2 separate regions of the Homo sapiens genome follow, and region 1 is linked to region 2. A link is an interaction called in ENCODE POLR2A ChIA-PET data of the cell type or tissue named here. Cell type or tissue: K562. All regions are shown on one strand. Each heading gives the region's core, and the rest is flanking DNA. Links, peaks and the distances in the headings are about the cores only. Region 1 has its middle 9.2 kb from the start of AADACL4. Region 2 has its middle 3.2 kb from the start of AADACL3.

Region 1 (4,389 bases), core at 188-4,187, 78 kb after region 2:
AGTCCATCCTGCTATGTCCACAACCTTGGAAGGGGCAGGAGGGAGAAAGAGTGACAGCCAACATTTCTCAGCAGTTGTCTGTGTTTGGCATCCCCAGGAAGCCCCAAGCTATCTGGGGAAGATGGGGTGAGGCCGGTCCCCCACCAGAACACCCATGGCCTCACCAAGCTGTGGAAATCCCCACCCTCAGTGCCCTCTCCCCACCCCATCCCATTCCCTAGGCCACAGGCAGTGCCCTATGCTGTAAATCAGCCCAGCTAACCCAGACCTGGGAGCAGATCCCTTGGGAGCCCTCCCTGCTAGCCAAGAATTCCAAGAATTCAAGGGGGAAGCCCTTGAGAAAACAGGCCATATGACCTGATATTTGGGCCAAAGCAGCATTTCCATCCCAGGCCTGGGAGGACTCACACCAGGAGGATGGGTTTGTCTTCCTGTGGGAGAAACCCAGGCACGCAGGGGCAAGGGCCAAGGTACTCATCTACCTCCCCCCAGCCTCCCGAAGCGTTAGCTGGTAAACCGCTGAGCAATGTTCAGCCAGAGGACTTTCCTGGGGTGTAAGCTTCCCTTGGGAGGCAGGGTGGGGGCCAGCGGTGAAGAGGCAGTTTCCTTTCAGGCAGAAACTTGGTTGGGTTTCAAATTCAAAGGAATGACCTTGGTCAGGAGCCTGACATCTATTTCATGACCATGTGGCATTTTCCAGCACTGGTCTAAGCGTCAGTAAACACGAAGGGGTAGTGGCGTAATGGACACTGTACCCATTTTACAGCAGGAAACCAAGGTAGGAAGAAGTGAAGTGACTTGCCCACGGGCACACAGCAAGTGGGTGGCAGAACTGGACTCTAAACCAGGGAGCCCACCCCAGGGGCTGTGTCTGGCCACCGTGAGATTCGCCTTCCCTCTAACTAACAGGGTTAAAAATGACATCACGGGGCCGGGTGTGGTGGCTCACGCCTGTAATCCCAGCACTTTGGGAGACCAAGGCAGGCGGATCACAAGGTCAAGAGATCGAGATTATCCTGGCCAACATGGTGAAATCCCGTCTCTACTAAAAATACAAAAATTAGCCGGGTGTGGTGGCACACGCCTGTAGTCCCAGCTACTCAGGAGGCTGAGGCAGGAGAATCACTTGAACCCAGGAGGCGGAGGTTGCAGTGAGCCAAGATCGCACCACTGCACTCCAGCCTGGGGACAGAGCAAGACTCCGTCAAAAAAAAAAAAAAAAAAAAGACGTAATAGAGGTGGAGTCATCCGCACCATTTCCCATAAGACAGCCTTGACAACCCGTGACTAGCCGAGGTCCTGTCTTAGCTGTGACAAGCCAGACCTTGAGGCTGGGTTTTCTAATGTCCCCTTGTGCCCCTGCAGGAGGATAGAACTAGTGTGTGGGGCTCACTGCCCGGCAAGGGGCACTTAGGGGGTGCCAAGCCTCCCTCTGAGAGCTCTACCCCTGACTCTTATCAAGAAGCCCTCACACACCCCTGATGTAGGCACTCCAGCTGTCCCCATTTCACAGATGTGGAAGCCAAGGCCCAGGGGCATTAAGAACTATGCTCCAGGTGAGGCGCTGTTTAAGTGAAGAAGGAGGAATATCCGTGTCCTGTTGATGCGGAGCAAATGATCACAAACTCGGTGGCTTAAAATGACATAGATGCATTCTCTCACAATTCTGGAGGCTGGAAGTCCAAAATCAAGGGGTGGGCAGGGCCACAGTCCCTCCAGAGGTTCTAGGGGAATCCTTCTGAAGCGGCATCATTTGCCTGGGGTAATACCCCAGGTTCGTTGCCTCACGCCAAGGAACTTAAGGATGCACACACGCAAGGAGTGAGTTTAAGGGTGGAAGTTTAATAGGCAAAAGGGAAAAGCTCCCTCCCAGTTTGCAGCGAGATGCGGTCGGTTTTGTAGATGAGCTTGAGGAGGCGGTGTCTGATTTACATAGGGCGCAGAGGATTGGTTGGACCAGGTGTTCCCTTTACATAGCGCACGAAGAAGCTGGCCATCCCACCCTAATCTTTTGTTATACAGTTGGGGTCTCCACCTGGCCAGCGCCGCATTGTCTGCTTCTTTACTGCACATGTGGCCTCCATGTTGAACATGCCTGGCCCCCAGATAGCCGTTTCCAATGGGCACATAGGAAATTCCCACGTACACACAGGCACATAGTAATTTCCTGCCGGCATTTCCCTACGCCAGCTTCCAGCTTGCTTATCTGTTTGCAGCTTGATTTTTCAGGCTGTTTTTTGTTAGGAAAAAAAAATGATTTGCCTGTAATCCTAGTACTTTGGGAGGCCGAGGCGGGCAGATCACCTAAGGTCGCCAGTTCGAGACCAGCCTGACCAACATGGAGAAACCCCCGTCTCTACTAAAAATACATAATTAGCCAGGCGTGGTGGCCCATGCCTGTAATCCCAGCTACTCGGGAGGCTGAGGAATCGGTTGAACCCGGGAGGCGGAGGTTGCTGTGAACCGAGATCGCGCCATTACACTCCAGCCTGGGCAACAAGAGGGAAACTTCGTCTCAAAAAAAGAAAAAGAAAAAAATGATATGGGGGCTGCTTTTTATTAAAGAGAAAACCTTACCGAGGACTCTCTTACCCTCACTATCCTCCTAAATAATTTATTTTTAGCTCCTGTATCACTTCCTGGCCTCTTGCAGCTTCCGGTGGCTCCAGGGTTCTGCGGCTTGCAGCTGCGCCACTCCAGTCTCTGCCTCTGTCCTCACATCGGCCTTCTCTTCCCTGGGCGTCTGTCTTCTCTCATAATGACACCTGTCGTTGGATTTGGAGCCCCTCTGGCTATTCCAAAATGACCTCATCTTGAGATCCTTAGTCAAATCTGCAAAGACCCTTTCCAAGTCAAGTCACATTCACACATTCAGAGATTAGGATGGAGATGTATCTTTTGGGGGACCCCCTTCCAACTTGCTACAGAGGATTTGAACCAGGTCTGGCTGCCACTCAGCCTTTAAAACCTCATGAGGGGGTGGGGGGGGAGTGAGGATGGTGAATGGATACAAAAAATAGAATGAATAAGAACTAGTATTTGACAGCCCAGCATGGTGGCTATACTCAGTCATAATTTAACGGCCTGGCGCGGTGGCTCACGCCTGTAATTCCAGCACTTTGGGAGGCGGAAGTGGGAAGATCGCTTGAGCTCAGGAATTTGAGACCAGTCTGAGCAACATAGTGAGACCTCATTTCTAAAGAAAGAAAAATATAATAATTTAATTTTACATTTAAAAATAACTAAAGGTATGATTGGATTGTTTATAAGACAAAGGATAAATGCTTAAGATTATAGATTCCCATTTACCCCGACGTGATCATTACAGACTGTATGCCTGTATCAAAATATCTCAGGTACCCCACAAATATATACACCTGCTATGTACCCACAAAAATTTAAAAGTAAAAAAAAAAACAACAACACAACACATCCGGCCGGGCGTGGTGGCTCACGCCTGTAATCCCAGCATTTTGGGAGGCCGAGGCGGGTGGATCACGAGGTCAGGAGATCAAGACCATCCTGGCTAACACGGTGAAATCCCGTCTCTACTAAAAAATACAAAAAATTAGCCGGGCGTGGTGGTGGGCACCTGTAGTCCCAGCTACTCGGGAGACTGAGGCAGGAGAATGGTGTGAACCTTGGAGGCGGAGCTTGCAGTGAGCCGAGATCCAGCCACTGCACTCCAGCCTGGGTGACAGAACAAGACTCTGTCTCAAAAAAAATAAGTAAATAAAAATAAAATAACACAAGACATCCAACAAGTGCCCAGGGCACCATCACCTTGTGGGGGTGGGGGGCTCCTACCTACCCCAATTAGAGCTGAAAGCACAGAAAGTCCACTTCCTTGAGACACCTGGTCACACAGGGACAGTATGACCTGGAAGTTCAAGTGTTTGGGACAGAGAAACCTCGGTGGTTTTCTCACCTCCACGATTTCCTCCAATAAAACTTCCTCAATTCCCCCAACCCTGCCCTTGGCAAATGCCCCACTTACCTGCCACTCACACGACACTCTGTCCTCTCCTCTGGGACATCTCACAAGTGTGAATCCACTTCTGTGATCAGTGATTTCTGCCTGTCCCCTGACCTCCGCTAGATGTGAGGGAGAAGGGCAGTGTCTACAACTACTCATGTGGACATCTTACCCCTGTGGGGCTTTTCTCTTTGTTTGTAACAGCTTTATTGAGATGTAATTCACATACCATACAATTCACCTGTTTAAAATGTATAATTCAAGGTTGTTGTGGTGGCTCCTGCCTGTAATCCCAGCATTTTGGGAGGCCAAGGCAGGTGGATTGCTTGAGCCCAGGAGTTCAAGACCAGCCTGGGCAACATAGGGAGACCCTGTCTCCAAAAAAAAAAAAAAAAAAACACAAAAACTTGTTG
Region 2 (4,389 bases), core at 291-4,290:
ATCTGCTGTGTCTCCCGCCTCCCAGCTTGAGTGAGAGAGCAGTGGTTCTCAGACAGGAGAGATTTTACCTCCCAGAAGATATGGGAATATCAGAAACATTTTTGTTGTCCCCACTCAGGAAGGGCCAGAGGGCTGGTTCTAGAGTGTCATAGACAAGAGGCCAGGGATATTGCCAAACATCCTGCAATGCACAAAGACTTATGCAGTCCAGCAAGCCGATAGTATGGTGGTTGAGAAACCCTGCATTTGCAACACTTGAATTTGAATCCTGGCTCTGCCAAATGCCAGCATGCTGATCATGAGCACGTTATGTGCAATCAGCCTCAGTTTCCAAGTTTGTCAAATGGGGATAATAATAGTACTCCCCACTCCATAGGACTGTTGGCTGCCTCAAGAACACCAGCCTGTGTCAAGCACTAGTATGAGTCTGGCACGTGGGAAGACTTAATTAGATGTCAGGAAGCCAGCCTGAAGCATTCTTTCTTTCTTTCTTTTTTTTTTTTTCTGAGATGGGGTCTCATGCTGTCACCCAGGCTGGAGTGCAGTGGTGCAATCTTGGCTCACTGCAGCCTCCATCTCCCAGGCTCAAGTAATCTTCCCACCTCGGCCTCTGGAGTAGCTGGGACTACAGGTGTGCACCACCATGCATGCCCATCTAATTTTTATTTTTATTGATTTATTTGTGTGTGTGTGTGAGAGAGAGAGACTGAGTCTCTCTCTGTCACCCAACCTGGAGTGCAATGGCACAATCTCAGCTCATTGCGACCTCCGCCTCCCGGGTTCAAGCAATTCTCCTGCCTCAGCCTCCCGAATAGCTAGGACTACAGGTGTGTGACACCATGCCAGCTAATTTTTTTTGTATTTTTAGTTATTTTTTATTTTGTTATTTTAGTAGAGATGGGTTTTCACCATGTTGGCCAAGCTGGTCACGAACTCCTGACCTCAGGTGATCCACCCGCTTTGGCCTCCCAAAGTGCTGGGTGTCACGCGTGTCTGTGTAAAGAGACCACCAAACAGACTTTGTGTGAGCAACAAGGCTGTTTATTTCACCTGGGTGCAGGCAGTCTGAGTCCGAAAAGAGAGTCAGCGAAGAGAGATGGGGTGGAGTTGTTTTATAGGATTTGGGTGAGTAGTGGAAAATTACAGTCAAAGGGGGTTTTTCTCTTACGGGCAGGGGCGGGGGTCACAAGGTGCTCAGTGGGGGAGGTTCTGAGCCAGGAGAAGGTTTCACAAGGTTAATGGCTCAGTTAAGGTGGGGCAGGAACAAATCACAATGGTGGAATGTCATCAGTTAAGGCAGGAAGCAGCCATTTTCACTTCTTTTGTGATTCTTCACTTGCTTCAGGCCATCTGGATGTATACATGCAGGTTTGGGCTCAGAGGCCTGACATTCCTGTCTTCTTATATTAATAAGAAAAATAAAACAAAATAGTGTTGAAGTGTTGGGGCAGTGAAAAATTTTCGGGGTACTATGGAGAGATAATGGGTGATGTTTCTCAGGGCTGCTTCGAGGGGGATTAGGGGCAGCATGGGAACTTAGAGTGGGAGAGATTAAGCTGACAGAAGATTTTGTGGTAAAGGGCAATATTGTGGGGTTGTTAAAGGGAGCATTTGTCATATAGAATGATTGGTGATGGCCTGGATATGGTCAGGAAAGGTAAAACGGACTAATGGTCTTTTCCCAAAAACTCACCAACCAAGCAAGTAATTATGCTCAACCCTCTTGGGCACTCTCTAATTGGATGTCCTGGGTCCTCCCAATTCTTAGTCCTTTAATACTTATTTTTCTCCTTCTTTTATTTGGACCTTGTATCTTCTGTTAAGCTTCTCAATTTATACGTCCAGGATTACATTTCCCTCCAGGAGCGGTCTCTGCTTCTGTCTCAGGAGGAGGCGCACCCTGCCCCCTTGTGAGGGCCTCAGGGGTGAAAAATCAGGACCCACCCCATGTGAGAAATAACCCGAGCTCTCAGCAATGTGGAAAGAAACTGGCCAGCAACCTGGGGTAAAGGATCCTCCATAATGGCCACTAAAGTCTGCACATGGACCGAGGAAAAGACACTGCAGGAGCTGGTAAAGTATTTCCTTGTTGGTTGGGACCAAGGTAAGAATGTCGCGGGGGGGCGGTGAAGTACTCCTTTGTTGGGGTGGCTTAGAGGTTAAAAAGAGATGAGACATCTCCATTAGGGGGGATTGAACTTCACAAAAACCTCCAGTAGTAGAAAAGGCAAGAAATTTCCAATAAGGGAAATTGAGCCTCACCCCAAAAGACAAGAAATTTCCAGTAAGGGAAGTTGAACCTTACCCCAAAACCATCAATATGGGAAATACCCCAAGCAAGATAGGGAGCAAGAAGGATAAAGATAGTAGCAAAGATATCCCCCCAGAGAGCCCCCTAGGTCTCATGCTAAAATACTGGAAGGATAATGAAAGGACTAAACATAAGAAAAAGCAAAAAAACGATAAAATATTGATGTTTTATTTGGACTCAGGGACCCATCCTCAAACCCTCAATCTTCTGGCCAAAGTTTGGGTCAAATGAGGATGTAATGTGTCAGCTTCTAATCCAATATGTTAATTATAAAATTCAGTGTCTCAAGAAGAACTAGGCTATGCTCTTTGCTGGAGGGAAGGGCCTGCCCTCCTTTTTCCCTTAAAAACCCAATCTGGCACTCAAAATGAAAAGTCAGAGGAGCCAGCTCTCATGCCTAAAAATTCCAGTGCATGGAATCCCCTAGACTATTTCCCCTGCTCAGTATCCCCAATCCTTCCCCTCAGGCAGCTACTGCTGCCTCATATCCCATTCCAAATCCTTCCTCTACTCACGTTACCCCTCCTCCTTACTGACTCTTGGGAATTACCATCCCACCAGCCTGTTCCCTCCCAACCTAAATACTTTTACCCCTCTCTAAAAGGAATCCAGCATGAGGTAGAACAATGTAAAAAAAGATATTCAGAATTTCCCAATTCCCTCCATACCTAAGGGGTCAGTCCCAATTCTCTTCCATTTGAAAGAGGTACCACAAGGAGTAGGGGGCCATTGGCTTTGAAAATGTTCCCTTAACCAGTTCAGAAGTCCAGAATTTTAAAAAGGAGCTTAAACCACTACTAGATGACCCTTACAGAGTGACAGACCAAATTGACCAATTCTTAGGACCTCAGTTATACACTTGGGCCAAGTTAATGTTCATCTTGGGCACCCTCTTTTCAGGGGAAGAAAGGAGTATGATTCGTAGGACTGCTATGGTAGTTTGGGAATGTGAGCACCCTCCTGGTGAAAACATTCCTACTGCAGGCCAGAAATTCCCCACCCGAGACCCCCAGTGGGACAATAACAACGCAGATCACCAGGAAAATATGCAGGACCTAAGGGAGATAATAATAAAAGGAATTCAGGAATCAGTACCCCAAAGCCAAAATCTTTCTAAAACACTTGATATACAACAGGAAAAGGATGAAGGGCCTCTGAGATTCCTGGACAGATTAAGAGAGCAAATGAGGCAATATGCATGCCTCAATTTGGATGATCCCCTTAGGCAAGGAATGTTGAAACTCAAATTTGTCACTAAAAGTTGGCCAGACATTTCAAAAAAAGCTAAAAAAATAGACAATTGGGAAGACTGTCCCCTAAGTGAGCTTAGGGAAGCTCAGAAATTATATGTGAGAAGGGACAAAGAAAAACAGAAACAAAAGACAAAACTTATGTTATCCACCTTCCAACAGATGGCTCCAAATCCAGGTACTTCTAGACAGAGTTTCCAGGGAGCCAAAAACTATAAAGGGTCCAAACCCTCCTTTAAAAGACCCCAGTCTCCATCTGGAGGACCAAAGCCCTCATCTGCCAGGCCCCCTAAAGAGTTTGTGGGAGCAGGGTTAAAGAATCCCAGAACTAAGAGGGAGGAAGGGAAAGATAGGTGCTATAGATGTGGAAGAACAGGCCTTCAAGAGAGGATGTCCTGAATTAAGAAAGGAAAAAGAAGCCCTTCCACTCATGACTTTTGAGGAAGAATAGGGGAGTTAGGGGCTCTGTCTCTTTTTTCTTGAGTCCCACCAGGAGCCCTTGATAAATTTAGAGGTGGGACCCAAACATGAGCTTATCACCTTTTTAGTCGATTCAGGGGCCACTCGCTCCTCTGTTTGTTTCCCCCCATCTAATGTCTCCTCCTCAGAGGAACTTTAAGTCTCTGGGGTAAACGGGGAAGGATTTAGAGCAAAAATTTTAGAAGTTAGATACCAGGATCACTCAGCTCATATTCAGTTCTTATTAATCCCTGAAGCAGGAACTAAATTATTGGGAAGGGATTTAATGTTAAAGTTGAGCATAGGTCTACAAGTCAGTCCAAGAGGATTCCTCACCTCATTAAACCTACTCACCACTGCAAATGAAAA

Evidence for each region. ChIA-PET counts read pairs that join two places held together with the same protein. Peaks named below come from ENCODE experiments on the same cell type or tissue, not always from the same donor. Only the 100,000 strongest peaks of a DNase experiment are listed, where the experiment ranks them.
Region 1: POLR2A ChIA-PET joins it to region 2 with 5 read pairs; 2 of 35 experiments call an interaction of 5 or more read pairs at or near these places.

What each region holds. Positions count from the first base shown.
Region 1 is chr1:12,632,664-12,637,052 of GRCh38, reverse strand. No RefSeq gene overlaps it. Among named protein-coding and RNA genes, the nearest start is that of AADACL4, 9.2 kb to the left of the region's middle. In K562, for the core only: no CTCF peak of the experiment used is centred there; a DNase peak (open chromatin) is centred at 1,952.
Region 2 is chr1:12,710,730-12,715,118 of GRCh38, reverse strand. No RefSeq gene overlaps it. Among named protein-coding and RNA genes, the nearest start is that of AADACL3, 3.2 kb to the left of the region's middle. In K562, for the core only: no CTCF peak of the experiment used is centred there; no DNase peak of the experiment used is centred there; H3K27me3 peaks cover 1,046 bases.